2 separate regions of the Homo sapiens genome follow, and region 1 is linked to region 2. Evidence: chromatin contacts called from ENCODE Hi-C or POLR2A ChIA-PET data. All regions are on one chromosome and are shown on one strand. The core of a region is the stretch at or near the end of the contact, and the rest is flanking DNA. Distances in the headings are between cores, read along the strand shown. Region 1 has its middle 15 kb from the start of KCNMA1-AS1. Region 2 has its middle 210 kb from the start of KCNMA1-AS1.

Region 1 (7,065 bases), core at 3,228-5,727, 200 kb after region 2:
CCTCAATGAACATGTAGGCTGAACTCTGCATGTGTGTACTTTTTTTTTCTTTGTCCCCTAAAGAAACCTTGAAGTGCAGGTTTTGGTGTTAAGCAGAGAAAGGTTTCTTTTCAACATCTGGGTGGTGGGATGTGGGCCAGAAGTTTTAGGCAGGATGTGATTGTGCCACCTGGGAATGCAACGTTTTTAATTAGGATTTCCCAACAGATCTGGGTTTGTGTTTGAAATGTTGCAGTTCTGGTCAAAGGCGTGTCAGGCTGCATTGAGCGGAAGGAAGGGGAGGAGAGCGAGCGCTCTGGGGCAGATGGGACTCTGGTTTTGTGTGGAAGTGAGGCTCAGTCCACCTTGCGGGCGGGGCTCCTGTCCCTGCCAGCTGCCTTCCCACGCTGACCCTGAGTCCCATGGGAGGGAAGCACTGGGTCACTCCCGCAGGCGTGTGTCAATGCCTTGTGTACATTTCCATCTAAGATTCTAAACAGTGGGGCCCGGTAGTGCTTCCCAAGGCAGGCATGGCCGAGAGCATTGGTGTCACTTCTGCCCCTGTTCTGTTAACTAGCAAGATGGAGGAGAAGCAGCAGCACAGAAGTCCTCAAGGGATAAGCAAAGGAAACCTTTCTAAACTGAAAAACCTACCTAAAAATAAAGTCCACTTTCACCTGGCCAGAACATCTCTTCTCACAATGCCTGTTCAGAAAAGCCACCAAAGCAAGGTGGTCGTAGCATTTGTTTTCAGACCCCTGAAACTAAGGATGCAGTGTGTGTGCTGTTCAGGGAGGGAAGAAGAACAGTGCAGTGACATGCACAGGAAGGTGAAAGGAGATGCCCACCCTGAGACCCCTCCCTGGTGAGTCCTCCAGAAAGACTGCCGATCACCACAGGTTCTGTCCAGCCTCCATCCACCATGGCAGCCACAGTGATACATAGTGGCCGAGTGACTGCCCACGTGGGCCAGACCTCATGACAAACTCTGGGAATATGGACAAATAAGCAGAGTTCCTGCCCTTCGAGTGAGTCTTTTGACTTGTGCCTCACCATCTCCAACACCTTTCATCTCCAACCTCATAGATGATCTTCCCTCTCTTTCTTAAAATTCCCCTCTTGTTTCTCATTTCCCTGGTTCTGGAGTACCCTAGATCTCCTGTCCCAAGAAGTTCTACTTATTTTGCTCCTTCTTAGTCCTGAAAAACTTGGCTGTAGCCCACAAACACATCTGCCAGCTGATCTAAACCTACACTTTCTCCCTAAAATAATTCATCCAGGATCCTCACTTTCTAAGTGCCTCTGTGGGTCTGGCTTCCACATCTGCAGGGCCTGTTGTAGCCCACTCCTTTACTCCCCTGTCCCACTCCTCTTGCCTGTGTGGCCTTCCCTCACGGACAGCTCTCAGCTTTTCTTGCTCTGGATGAACCCAATGTAACATTTCTTAGCTGCTGTACTCACTGCCTCCGCTTCTTGCCTGCTTCTCTTGTTTTCCTATTCCTCCACATGGTTCTGTCCTTGAGGACAGATTAGGTGTGTGTCCACTGCACAATGAATATACTCTAGACCCACAGCCATTGCCCCACATCCAGTCCCTACAATCCCAACCAATCTTCTACAACTATTACGATCTATAACATTTATTTGCTATTCAGTGTTCACATTTATTCAAAAATTATTTATTGAACACCTGTTTTGTGCAACATGATCTTTCCAATATATGTGTGCCTTGTGTTCCCAGTTAGGCAGGTGGGCTGTCTTCCTCTAATAGTCTTACCATCGTGAGGACACAGCAGCTGCTCAGTAAATATCAATTAGCAGTTACTGATTAACATCATTCACCCTGCCACATGCCAGATAATCCTGCCTTCATACCTAGAATGCTGATCCTCTACTTATCTAACTCCTAAACCCCCCTTTCTCTAGAAATCCTACCTTGTTGAACCACTTCAAACCACAGCATTTCTCCCTTGTTTCAACTCCTACCATATTGAATGTGAAACTATGTCATTAGGGCTCACCCTTTCTCTAATGGTGCTTTGAGCATGTTTTCTTTCTTTAGTTGTATTATAAGCTGATTGATGGCAGAACCCATATTGTGCTCATTTCTCCCCCACTCACTCCTTGTACAAATATTTTATGAGTGCTAATTGGTTTCTAAACAAGGGCTACCTGATTAGCTGCAAGGGTGTTTTCATAAGGGGAATTCCTATTTGGCAGTTCTGGACTATTAATTATTCTCTACTATTTGTGGATGTCCTGCCTCATGTTCTTATTATATTACTGTCTAGAAAACAGTATGATTGGCAGGTTTTTAAAAATTTATGTATCTATTCCTACCCTCTAATCTACTTTGTGAGTTTGTTGCTGACATTCTAGTAATTCAGGAGAGTCAGGACGTTCTACGTCTGATGGTCCTGTGACAGAAAGCAAAGCAAAATGTGTGAGGAAGGTGCTGCACACGGTGAGTTGTTGACTTGGAGTGTGCACCCTTTAGCACTCCTTGCTGCTGAGAAAATGTTCAGTTTTGTGTGCATTCTCATGATATCTTCCAGGAAGAACTGACATCTCACTACTTTCAACCTGAAAAATGCACAGCCATTGCTGCCCCATCACTCTTTGCTTAAAACTCTGAGTGGCTTTTCATGACTTTCTAAATCAAGTTTCAAACTTTATCTAGGCCTTTAGACTGTACTTTGTAGCCCCTTCCATGAAGTCTCATCTCAGTTTTCCTCAGTTCCCCTACACAAACTTATCACAGTAGACAAAATAGTCAATCTATTGAAATCACATTCCTACAAATACATCATGGCCCATTAAGTCCCATCTCCCTGGAAAACCCTCATATTCCACATCTTTCCAGTCCTGTCACCCATTTACTATTGAAATGCCTCCAAAGCCCATCAAACATTGTATACCTCTGCATTCTTGCCAGCCTACGCAGTTCAATGCAAACTCTTCTTTCTTTCAACCCAAAGAACTACTCTTTGTACCATATGCATGCCCATAACTCATGGTATTTTAAAATACTGCTTATTATATCTTTTTCTTTTTTTTCTTTCTTCCCAGATTCTTAATGTATACCCCAAGTTTGGCTTATCTTTAGATAGGGAGTCTCAGGTCCTTTTTGTGATTAAAAAAATATGCCAAAAGAGGAAGGTCTGCTACAGGTGGTCTAAGTCAGAATTCTTTCTCCAATCTATCCATGTGGGGCTGTGATATCATGGAGCTTCCAACTGTTGTAGGGCTAAAGGTGCCTCTGCCTTTGAGCATGTAGGCTTCTTTTTATACATGTTTTAAGCAAGCTTACCATAAAAATTGAAAATTAGGCTCTGTGGTCTCTTAAGAAATAAAATTAAAAATGTTTTCCAAGTTTTCTTATTTTTATGGAAATCTTGAAATTATTAACAACTGATACTTTATTGGAAACAAACAATCAGAAGAGACTCCACTTAAACAACCAATATGACCAAACTAGTACAAACTGCCTAGGAATCATTTATAATTACTACTGTCTCATAAATAAATCCAAATAGCGTCATCACCTCCTCAAATGACCTGGGATTTATATGCTAAATCATCTCTGCTGGATTAAAAAAATTGCCTTTTGGGAATAAGGAGAGGATCAGAAAGGTAATTTACCAGAAGATTGTAAGTAAATTCTGTTTCTTTTGCTTTTTAAAGAGGGTGAGTCAAGTCCTCATTAGTGAAGGTCCTTTCAAGGCTCATGGTGACTGGTGGCTTTACCACCATTCCAAAAGCAGCAAGTAAGAACAAAACAGAAAATGGACAGATTCTGCCCTGGAACTCAGTGTTCAAGCTGAATGGATCTACTTAGTCTCCTAGGAGTCAAGCCGGCTCACATCTCAGTCAATTGGTTGGATAGTCTTTGTTTCTCTCCCTTCCTACCTTTATTCCTCAATTTCTTCCTTCCTTCCTTCAATGAGATTCTCTTTCACAATGAAACACAATAGATTAAAATTACATTTGTGAATGTAAGTAGCTAAGAGATGGTTAGTTTATTAATGAAAGAAAATAACCAAATAAACAGAGGACAGGAAATGAAGTGAGAAGGAAGACTGGTTACTTCCTGAAGATTCACATGGGGAAACATAAATGGGGAAAATGGCAGGAATTTGGGGTCTCTTGAACCTCTAGTTACATACTAGGAATTGGAGACATGGCATAGAGATGAAGGGATTAACTGAAGCTGGGCCTTGAACCAAAAAAAAAACAACAAAAAAGGGAAGGCAGGGATGAAACTGAGAAGAAAACCCTAGAAACAGGCAGCAAAATTTGACCAACGTGATGCAGGTGTGTCCAAATTGAGAAATCTGCATCTTGAACCTAAAGAGAATCTAAAGTGAAAAGACCAGGAATGAACCTACCTATTCTATGTCCAGAGCAGAAAATGTTCACCACTCCTGAGTAAGGCTGGGAGTGTTGCCTGGGTGATGCAGCAAAAAGGACCTTTATTCCAGTCCTGGACACAATAGTCTGCATGGGCTTAGCCAAGGAGAAGCAGCCACTCCCATGTTCCCACTCCTAACTTAGATCACGTCCCCTGGGACCTGAAAGAGACCTTAGAGTCATCTAGATGAATCACTCTCATTTACAAATGAAGTCACTGAGACTCAGAGAGTTTTAAAAACATTTTTAAAGATCAAGTTTGTTGTTTGTAAATGTGGCTCTTGCACCCTCATATTAAATGGTAACTAGGGAACTTGTGCTTTTTCTCCTTTCAACATGAAAAAGTCCCAAATTTCTTATGCTTTTTCACTTTTCCTTTATCTAACCCTAACACTTCTAATTTCCTGTTTATTTAAAATCTTCAATCAATTTTTTTACAAAGTACATCATAAGGTGCCAGAACCCTTGGGAGGAAAGATTGGAATGTTCTCCAACGTGCCTTAGTCACAATCACTTTTATTTAAGGTGTTTTATAATGGTTCAAGATGATATTCTAAAATATAAAATTGCTTAGACAAAAATAAAAGTTTTCTCAAGGAGAAAGGTTATGATGGTGATGATATTTTCTGCTTTGTAAACAGCCTGTTGGTGACCCACAGCACCCAAGAATCATTAGTTTGGGAGAATGGCTTTTCTGGAGCCCTAAACTGGGATAGGAAATCAGAGCCTCATAATGTGGACTGTACCAAAGACCCTCCTTGGTCTCAGGCGGATGTAGGCAGAAAGACAGACTGTTGCAGTGGAGATGGATGGGACTCAGGGCCAAAGAGCTCAACAAGTAGGAACAAGCCAGGGAGAAGCTCTGGCATTTGCTTGAGCCCTCCAGTGATTTCACAAATGTTATTTCTGTTTCCATTTCGTTTCTACTTACCAGGCACCAGCTTTTGCCAAAGGGCCCAACAATCAGTCATTTTCCTACCCCCTTAACAAAATGCCTCATTTTGTTTTCTAGTCCAGAACAATTCATTATTACAACGGCAACACAGTATGAACTTATTGCTCTATTTAAAAGAAAATGAATTTTTACCAATTTGGTTTTTTTGGGGGGGAGGTGCTTATGAATCAAGGAGCCCTTTGCTATAGGAAACTATCCTAACTATTATGATTTTTTTTAAAAAAAGTTTAGATTAAAATTTCTAGCCACAAATGCATCGGTGGATGTGTGGTGGGGCTGGAGTTTGCATTTCTGCTTCCAGATTGCCTTGTTAGGGGAGACACAGGGAAGAGAGGGTCATGGGAATGGAGCTTTGTGTCCTGTGTCCCTCTAATGGAAGATCCTTTATGTGGCCACCACAGCCTGCCAGAGGAGACCAAATCACTCTAACAAATTTGGAGGTGGTTATTACGAGCAGGAGTGAAGAGCCCACTATGGTTCACGAAGGAAAGAAGAGCGTGGATTGACGTGAATATACTAAGGTGACCCCAATGCAAAATCATTATGTAAAAAAGGCCTAGCTTTCAGGAAAGTTGTCAAAATCCTAGCAAAACGTTCTCCCCACAAACACATTTGACTTCTGTTGGAAACCAAGAAATGTTTATAAGCCTGAATATAGACTGTTGACATCATTTTAGTCTGCTGAGTAGGCTAGTGATTAATTATAAGTAGTTTTTAAACAATCCAATTGGACATACATTGTATTCACAATACTTTTATAGAACTAATTCTACAAAATGTGACGACAGAGTAACCACAGTCCGACAAATCACTGCAGGACAATGCCTACGAGGTGGAAGCACGACTATATTGGCTCTGCAGGGAGTGGACAGAGGTGGAAGCTCATTTTGCCTACGCTGGTAATTGGAGTACTTAGTGGACATATGTCTTCATGATGATCTCATTGCTTTGCTCTGATCTGATTTGCACTACCATAACTAGGTACCACAGGTCATGGCCCAAAGAGTTAATGGACTAGATATCATGAAACTTCGGGGAGATACTTTGGTTAGCTTGGTTCCATTAAGTGTCCACAGTTTACATTTTTTAAGAAAATAGAAATCACTATTACATCCATGCTTCTCCAGAGACCTTGATGATCATATCAAAGATTGATAATTTTAAAGTTGAAAGACTTGCTAAGTTGATTGGAACAAAACAGTTGCCGGGAGACTGTACACCGAGCATGCAAGCGATAGCAGAGCTCTGAGACATCGTAATTGCATCTGATGGCTAGAAAAATCTTTTGACCGCAGTTTAAAGTGGCTAATTTATTTGATTTCACTGCTGGTAATTTTCAAAGGCCTTTTCTAACAGTCTATATGAAGTGCATTCGTTGCTTTCCTTTTGTTATTATTATTTTTAAATTGTTGTAACAAGTTCATGTGTTTGGCCCCAGCAACTAAATAAAGGAGAGCATGCAAATTAAAATCTGTCTCCATGATTGTAGAAATTTCCTGGTTTTTAAACAAAAACTCAGTGAGAAGAATGACTGCCCTCTCACATCCTATGGTAAAGTAAAACTACTAATCAGTTTTACAAACTTCCAGGCTAAAAGCTCTGAGACTTGGGGAGTGGGGAGAAAGTCCACCAGACCCTCCCGAAGTTGACATTACTCGCTCAGGTGGTTTGGAAATATAAAATGAGAAGCATAACAGCACGTAGGAGTCTCCACCACTAGA
Region 2 (6,891 bases), core at 4,390-6,889:
CGGTGCTCATTCTGTTTGCAGTTCTTTCATGTCCATGTTCTTCCCTAGATCATCTGTACCACAGAGGGTTGAAACTGAAGCAGCTTTTATTTCCTGTAGTATTTCTTGCACCTAGCATAGTGTGCAGCTCACAGTGGGTACTCAATAAGTTTGTCAGATGAACAAAAAAAAAATTCTTCAAAAGCACTTTGGACAGTCCCTTCCCTGTACTAAGAACCTTATTGCATATTATCCATTTAAAGCACTAATGAATTGGTATTTATAACTAAGATCACTCTCCCTGGCTTTTGAATATTTTCAGGATTCCTTGGGGAGGAATATAAACTTAAAAATGGTGATATTATAATAGCATAATTCCGAGTCAAAAATTTTATAATGAAACTGAATCTAACCAAGGATTTAAAATGTGAATTTGAAAGCTGTTTTCCCACAGAAGCTTTATATGGTGAAAATATTTTTAAGGATTTTTTTTTCTTTTGACTCAGTGTTTAACCAGGAAATTCTAACATGTTCTACTTTACATAAAAAGTTGAGCTTATTATTAACAATAAGAATATTAATTGCTAGTCACTGTGAACTATAATGCTGTCTAGCCTTTGAGATGTACAATTAATTATTATCACTTTTTTGTTTTTATTTTAATTAAGCACTTATGCAGCACTTTACATATTTGATGTATTTTGTAACCATTAACCACAGAATTAATGCACAAACATAAATTATACATGTTCAGGAAAAAAAAAGAACCATCTTAAATTATGAATAAAGAAGCTGTTAAGTTTGTGTAGTTTTTCTTTTTGGGGAGAAAATTTTGCCCCTATACAATAGGAGGCTCAAAACATATTTTCCTATTGAGAATGGCAGAGCTAGTAAAGGTTAACTAATAGTTTTACAAGAACTTGTGACAGATATTAAAAAATGGATACAACTTTTTAAAAATATCTGCTATTTTAAGGGACACAGGTTTTCAAAGGCTAAATGGTCCACAAATGGCTCAGCTCCCCTTGTGCAGCAGAGGAACAACTGGAAGTGGGATGCAGAGATGGGCTTTATAAGGGTTTTGAGCATGAAGCCCAGAGAGGTAGAGCTCAGGGTTACTGAGCTGGCGAGTGTGCCTTGAGCCCAGGCAGCCTGCTTTGTGGACTCTGGAAGGAAAAGCAAAAGTTGTCCAAAGCAACTGTACTGTTGAAGTGGCTTTGTTGTCTGGGGTAAATACCCAGGGTTCATCGTCTCATGCCAAGAAGATTTAGGACAGGGACACACACGAGGAGTGAGTTTAGGGGCAGAGGTTTAATAGGCAAAAGAAAGAGAAAGGAGAACAGCTCTCTCTCTTTTGTGAGAGAGAGGGGCATCTGAAAGGGAAAAGCCAGCCTATGGAGGACCCCAGCAGATTGTATAAGCAGTCTTGAGGAGGTGGTGTCTGCTTTACATAGGGCCCACAGATTGGTTCCACCAGGTGTGATGTTTACATAGTAGGAAGGCTGGTGGCCCCACCCTAATCTTATTATGTAAATAGGCTTTCCACTTGGCCAGTGACATCTTGTGTGCTCCTTACTGTACTTGTGGCTGTCAAAGAGAAGGGAAGTTGGAGCCGCCATTTTGATCATGCCTAGTCCCAGGTAGCCTTTTCCTATAGGCACAACAGCCAGCATTCACCCATGTAAGCTTCCAGCTTACTTGTCTTTGTCTGCAGCTCGATTTTACAGGCTACTCTTTGTTAGAAAATAAAATGATTTGGGGGCTCCTTTTCATTAAAAGGAAAACCTTACCAAGGACTTCCTTATGCTCACTATCTGCCTGAATAATTGCTTTTTAATTCCTATATCACTGTGAGGAGACTGGCATTGACTGGCTGACAACAGTTCTTGGCGCTACCTTCCTAAGCTAATAGAAACCATTGTGAGAGGTAAAATGTGGCCTCTGGAACCCAGGACTGCCTGGGTTCAGTTATCTGGATTGATGAAACAAGTTTCTTAACTTCTCAGAACCTCAGTTTCCTCATCTGTAAATTGGGAGCAATAATTGTACATACTTCATAGGGTTGGTGTGAACATGAAATGAATTAATTCATGTGAAGCACTTTAAACAGTGGCTGATATATAGTAAATTGTCGGTCAACGATAGTCTTATTTGTTACTATTTCTGGCAAAACTAGGACATCATTTGGACAGGATTGTATCAGAGGTCCCTGACATTAGGGTGCCTCCTTGAGGAGGAAGATGGTCCTGCTCTAGTAGGGATCAGAGGCAGGTACCAAGTTAGTGTGCTGGTCATTACCATGGATGCTGCAAACATGAAGTGTATGCAGAAGAGGAGACTCAGTACAAGTAAAGCAATGGAAATATCCTAAATGAAGAGCTTTGAAGGGACTGGGGACATTGTGATCAGAGAAGAACAAACTTCCCACGTTCATCTAGGCTGCCTCCAGAGACGTGAAGGAACTAGAGTTGTCACATGACCCCAGGAAGCCAATGAGACCTCTGCATATGGAATCATACAGTCTGGTACTTGGGGCAGAGCACCCAATACATTTTTGTTGAATGGAGGAATTAATATATGAGTAAATAAATCTGGATGAGAAAGAAATTTCTCACAGCCAGCACCATTGAAAAAGTATGAACCCTGTTACTCATTTTTTGTCATGGACATTTGTCATGTCATTTTTTCTTTGTCATGGGCAAAAAATAGTATAAGAGAGAACAGTGAGTAAGATTTGGACACTTTGGAGTCAGGCAGACCTGGGCTAAAATTTGGCCACCTACACTTAAAAGCTACTTGACCTTGGGAATTGCACCTAACCCTTCTCATGTAGAGCTTTCTAGTCTAAAATGTTTATGTTATCTGTGCCAATCTCATAGGGTGGCTGTGAAGATTGCATGACATAATGCATGCACCATACAAGTCAATACATGATAATTGTGAGAGCAATGAGAGTAGTGAGAGAAAATGCAGGTCAAAGATTGTATAGATGCAGCATGGGAATCACACAAGAGATGGCACTGAACAGCTTTTTGGTTTCCTTTCAAATTGTAGGTTCTGTGCTTCCATTCACTGTTAATTCTATATTCTTTCTAAGAAACCTTTGAGAGTAGTGCATGTCTGTGTATTAAAGGGAGAGGGGGATATCCTTCTGTTAATAAGGAACGCAGCCTCTGGTCAGAAAAAAGAATGGGAATAGTAAGTGCGTATAAGGAGGGATTACATCTGAAACCTTGGTTTCATTGGCACTGTACTCTAACCACCAAGCTAACCAGCCACAGACTCAACCAGTAGACACCAGAGGTTAAAAAGAAGAGAGCGAAGAGTGGTTTCCTGGCATACATGCGCTTACCTGGCAAGCTCTGGGGCACTCTGAACATGGTTGTTCTCCATGGTTTCCCTGTTTCTAGCCCAAGTTCAATTAGAAACTCCTGGCTGAGCGCAGTGGCTCATACCTGTAATCCCAGCAATTTGGGAGGCCGAGGTGGGTGGATCACTTGAGGTCAGGAGTTTGAGACCAGCCTGGGTAACATAGTGAAACCCCATCTCTACTAAAAATACAAAAACAAAAAATATTAGCCGGGCATGGTGGTGCACGCCTGTAATTCCAGCTACTCAGGAGGCTGAGGCACGAGAATTGCTTGAGCCTGGGAGGCAGAGGTTGCAGGGAGCCAAGGTTGTACCACTGCACTCCAGCCTGGGTGACAAGAGTGAGACTCTGTCTCAAAAAAAAAAAAAAAAAAAAAAAAAGAAAAGAAAAAAGAAAAGAAAAAGAAAAAAAGAAACTCTATTCTCTTATTGCTTTGCTGCCTCAGTTCTCCATGGTGCTAGGCTCCAAGCTGAAGCTTCTGATAGTGCTCCCAATATCCCTCACAACCTGTTCTAAGTGGTCCTAGAGTGAGGCATGCAGGTCCACCATGGCAGGGTACCAAGAGGTGGTGGAAGGAGAAACTTTCTCATAGCCATGTCTGGGCCTCCATGTTGCATAATTCCAGAAAGTGCCATTGTCATTGTGATTATTGCTGCAGCAGCCCTTGCCAGCAAGGACGCCTCCAAAGTTATTACATACCTTGCCCCCAGAGATGGCCCATTGGAGACTGGGAGACCTCCAGGGTAATGTGACCTTGTTAATCATCATGATCAGTTATGATGATTACAGGGATTGTTGGCTGTCCTCAACCCAAAACTTTTTTGGATGCTAAAACATTTTAAGACATAGCTCTTTCCTTCCTTCTAGGAACTTACATTCTCTCTAGGGAGAGGACTCAGTTAAGATATTATAACTAAATGCCATCACAGTTGTACAGGGAGTGCATTAAGTATTATCTTAGGAAGTAAAATGTTACTTTCTTAATCTATCCAAGACTAGAATAAAGAGTATACCTATGATACTCAGCACGTTTGGAGAGAAATGCTCATTAACTAAATCTTATCCACAAAGAGCGTCTTTTAACCCATAGTTGATAAGTCTTGAGCAAGTGCAGCCTGGTACACACAGCTTCTTTGCAGAATCTAAGGTGGTGAGTAAAACACATGAGAAGAGAGTCAAGATGGATTTGTTGACTTTTACATGTTTTAGCCTACTGAGGAAGATTTGGGAGCAGACTCCCAATATTCAAGTGGGGAATTACTTCTAACACAGTGAAGTTAGTTTGGGGGACATTTTGAGGATCTCAGTAAACTACAGATTCTTCTCCCCAGAAAAAAGTTACATGTGCATATGTTTGCACATAAGCAAATATCTCACATGTGCCTGTACACACAGATACTTCTCCCCAGAAAAAGTTATATGTGCATATGTTTGTACATAAGTAAATATATCACATGTGCCTGTACACACAGATACTTCTCCCCAGAAAAAGTTATATGTGCATATGTTTGTACATAAGTAAATATATCACATGTGCCTGTACGCACATGCAGGTGTTATTACACACAAAATCCTGTTCATAGACCCTGGGATTCCAGGGATTTTATATACAGAACCCATGTGTAATATGTCCTTTATTTCTTGGAAATTAGTCTCCTGCTGTTTTTTGGGTGAAGATTTTGCATCTGCAACTTGTTTGGAAGCTTCCCAAGAATAGGAACCTCATTTTCCTTTCTAGCACATTGGTACCTGGTGCAGTGCCGAATGCAGGGGTGTTTAACAACTTTAAGCCAAATGAGTAAGTATCAAAAGGCTGATTCCCAAGTCAGACCCAAAACTAGCATTTAAGAAAAAATATGTTTTGATATGCTTTTCTCTTCTCACAGAAGGTACTCACTGGATGAGCGGGACCTTTCAGCAACTCTGCTTAAGGGAGGACAAAAATTTCTTCACTCTAAAAAAATCTAAAACCTGGCTCAAAAAGGAATTTTCAAACCAGGGAGAAATAGTCTCAAACATGCAAACAAACGTCATGAAACATCCAAATAGAATGACTTTAAAGGACACAAGTGCCAAGAATGCTAAGGAGTTGGAGAAAGCCACTTTGGGAAGGCCTTTGGGGGGCTCTCCCACAGAGTTCCCTGCAGTGCCCTGGTCACATGGGCTTGACTTGGGCATGTGTCTGCCTCCTTGTTCTTGGCCAACTATCCCCTCAGCCAAAACTAATTGGGACACAAGGAATGTTCTGAGGGAGGGTGAATGTTATAACTGGCCCCTTTATGAGACTTCCTGGAAGCCTGGTGGTGCTCCAGTCCCAGGGCTGGGATACACAGGCTGGGCAAGCCTTTGTCATGAGCCTGTAGGCCCTTCCAGTTCATGGCTCAGTCCAGGAAAGTGGAAAATGCCTTTGAGACCATTAGGCACAGCTCAGAGAAGACAGGGTGGGAATGCCGCAGAGGCCAGATCCTTCTGATGAAGGGCAGGCTTAGGGTCACTGATCTGGCATGAAATGAAAGATGCCTACTGACTAGTTCAACCAAACAAAAACAGGCCTCTTGTGGTGGAGAGAAGTGAGGAGAATTCAGCTTTCCAGCTGCCCAGATCTGCCCTTTTGGGTCCGGGCCAGGGAGGATTTAGCCGCCAGGGGCAGAGATGCTGACGTACTCATCTGCATTTCTGCCAACCCTGGGCTCTCAGTCAACCCCTTTTAAGGCATATTTGTGATGATTTGACTTCTCAGAGTCTGGAAGACCAGGGTTTTGTGGCTCATATTAAGTGTGAAGGCTTGGGCAAAGAATCTACTTCAGCAATATGGTTTATTCCCCATTTGTGAATTCAATCATCATTTATTGAACATTGGCTTTGAACAAAAATGAACAAAATTCAATTCTTTCCCTTTAGGCATGTACAGTCTGGAGGGAGCATATGATTACATGCCCAAGCAACTGCAATTGCAGAACATGACGATGTTTCCAGAAATGACAATGGAGGACACAGAGGAAAGGGTGCACATTTTAATTATAAAAATCAGAAAGGCTTCATAGAGGAGGAGGTATTTGAACTAAAATTCAAATAGAAAAGTTACAGGAGAAAATTAATAGCACATGCTCTACTTAACTTTCAGCAGCTCTAAGAATGAATATACATATTATATAGTTACAGTCCTAAGATCTACTTGGAAAAAAAATCATTTAAGACCTCAGTCTTTGATATTGATTTGGTGTAATGGCAACATACTGATCAGCATGCTTGTCTGATGCATCCTAATAGTCTTGGATTAGCCATTCATACGGAGCCAACCAAGGCCTGCAAACATGGTATTGTCCCCTAGAAGGGCAGATATGCAGGTGAGAGTTAAGGGTGGTGACACTGTTTTGCAGACAGAAATCTCCCACAGCTTTGCATTGAATTAATGTCTTCAATGTCCTCAAGGCATAGTATTTTGCAGTGGCTGACCTGAGTTTGAATTCTGGTTCTGACTGTGCTACCTATGTGACCTGTGGCAGGCTATTCAGATTCTCTGAATCAGAATTTGCTTAAGT

The links. A loop is a pair of places that touch in the nucleus more often than their neighbours do. ChIA-PET counts read pairs that join two places held with the same protein, here RNA polymerase II (POLR2A). Pooled maps may share reads with other maps.
Region 1: a loop to region 2 is called in a map of ascending aorta, with 2.6 times the contacts of the local background. The contact joins two enhancer-like sites. A Hi-C loop is called at or near these places in 1 of 168 maps with a recorded cell type or tissue (ascending aorta) and 3 of 50 pooled maps. POLR2A ChIA-PET finds 5 or more read pairs at or near these places in 2 of 52 experiments (BJ and activated T-cell).

What each region holds. Positions count from the first base shown.
Region 1 is chr10:76,869,859-76,876,923 of GRCh38, forward strand. It overlaps a transcript of KCNMA1 not described here. Among named protein-coding and RNA genes, the nearest start is that of KCNMA1-AS1, 15 kb to the right of the region's middle. Within about 2 kb of position 4,478, at least 3 of the 41 ENCODE cell types and tissues checked have a DNase peak (open chromatin) inside an H3K27ac peak, as active enhancers do; they include ascending aorta, where a contact is called at or near this core.
Region 2 is chr10:76,670,477-76,677,367 of GRCh38, forward strand. No RefSeq gene overlaps it. Among named protein-coding and RNA genes, the nearest start is that of KCNMA1-AS1, 210 kb to the right of the region's middle. Within about 2 kb of position 5,640, at least 12 of the 41 ENCODE cell types and tissues checked have a DNase peak (open chromatin) inside an H3K27ac peak, as active enhancers do; they include ascending aorta, where a contact is called at or near this core.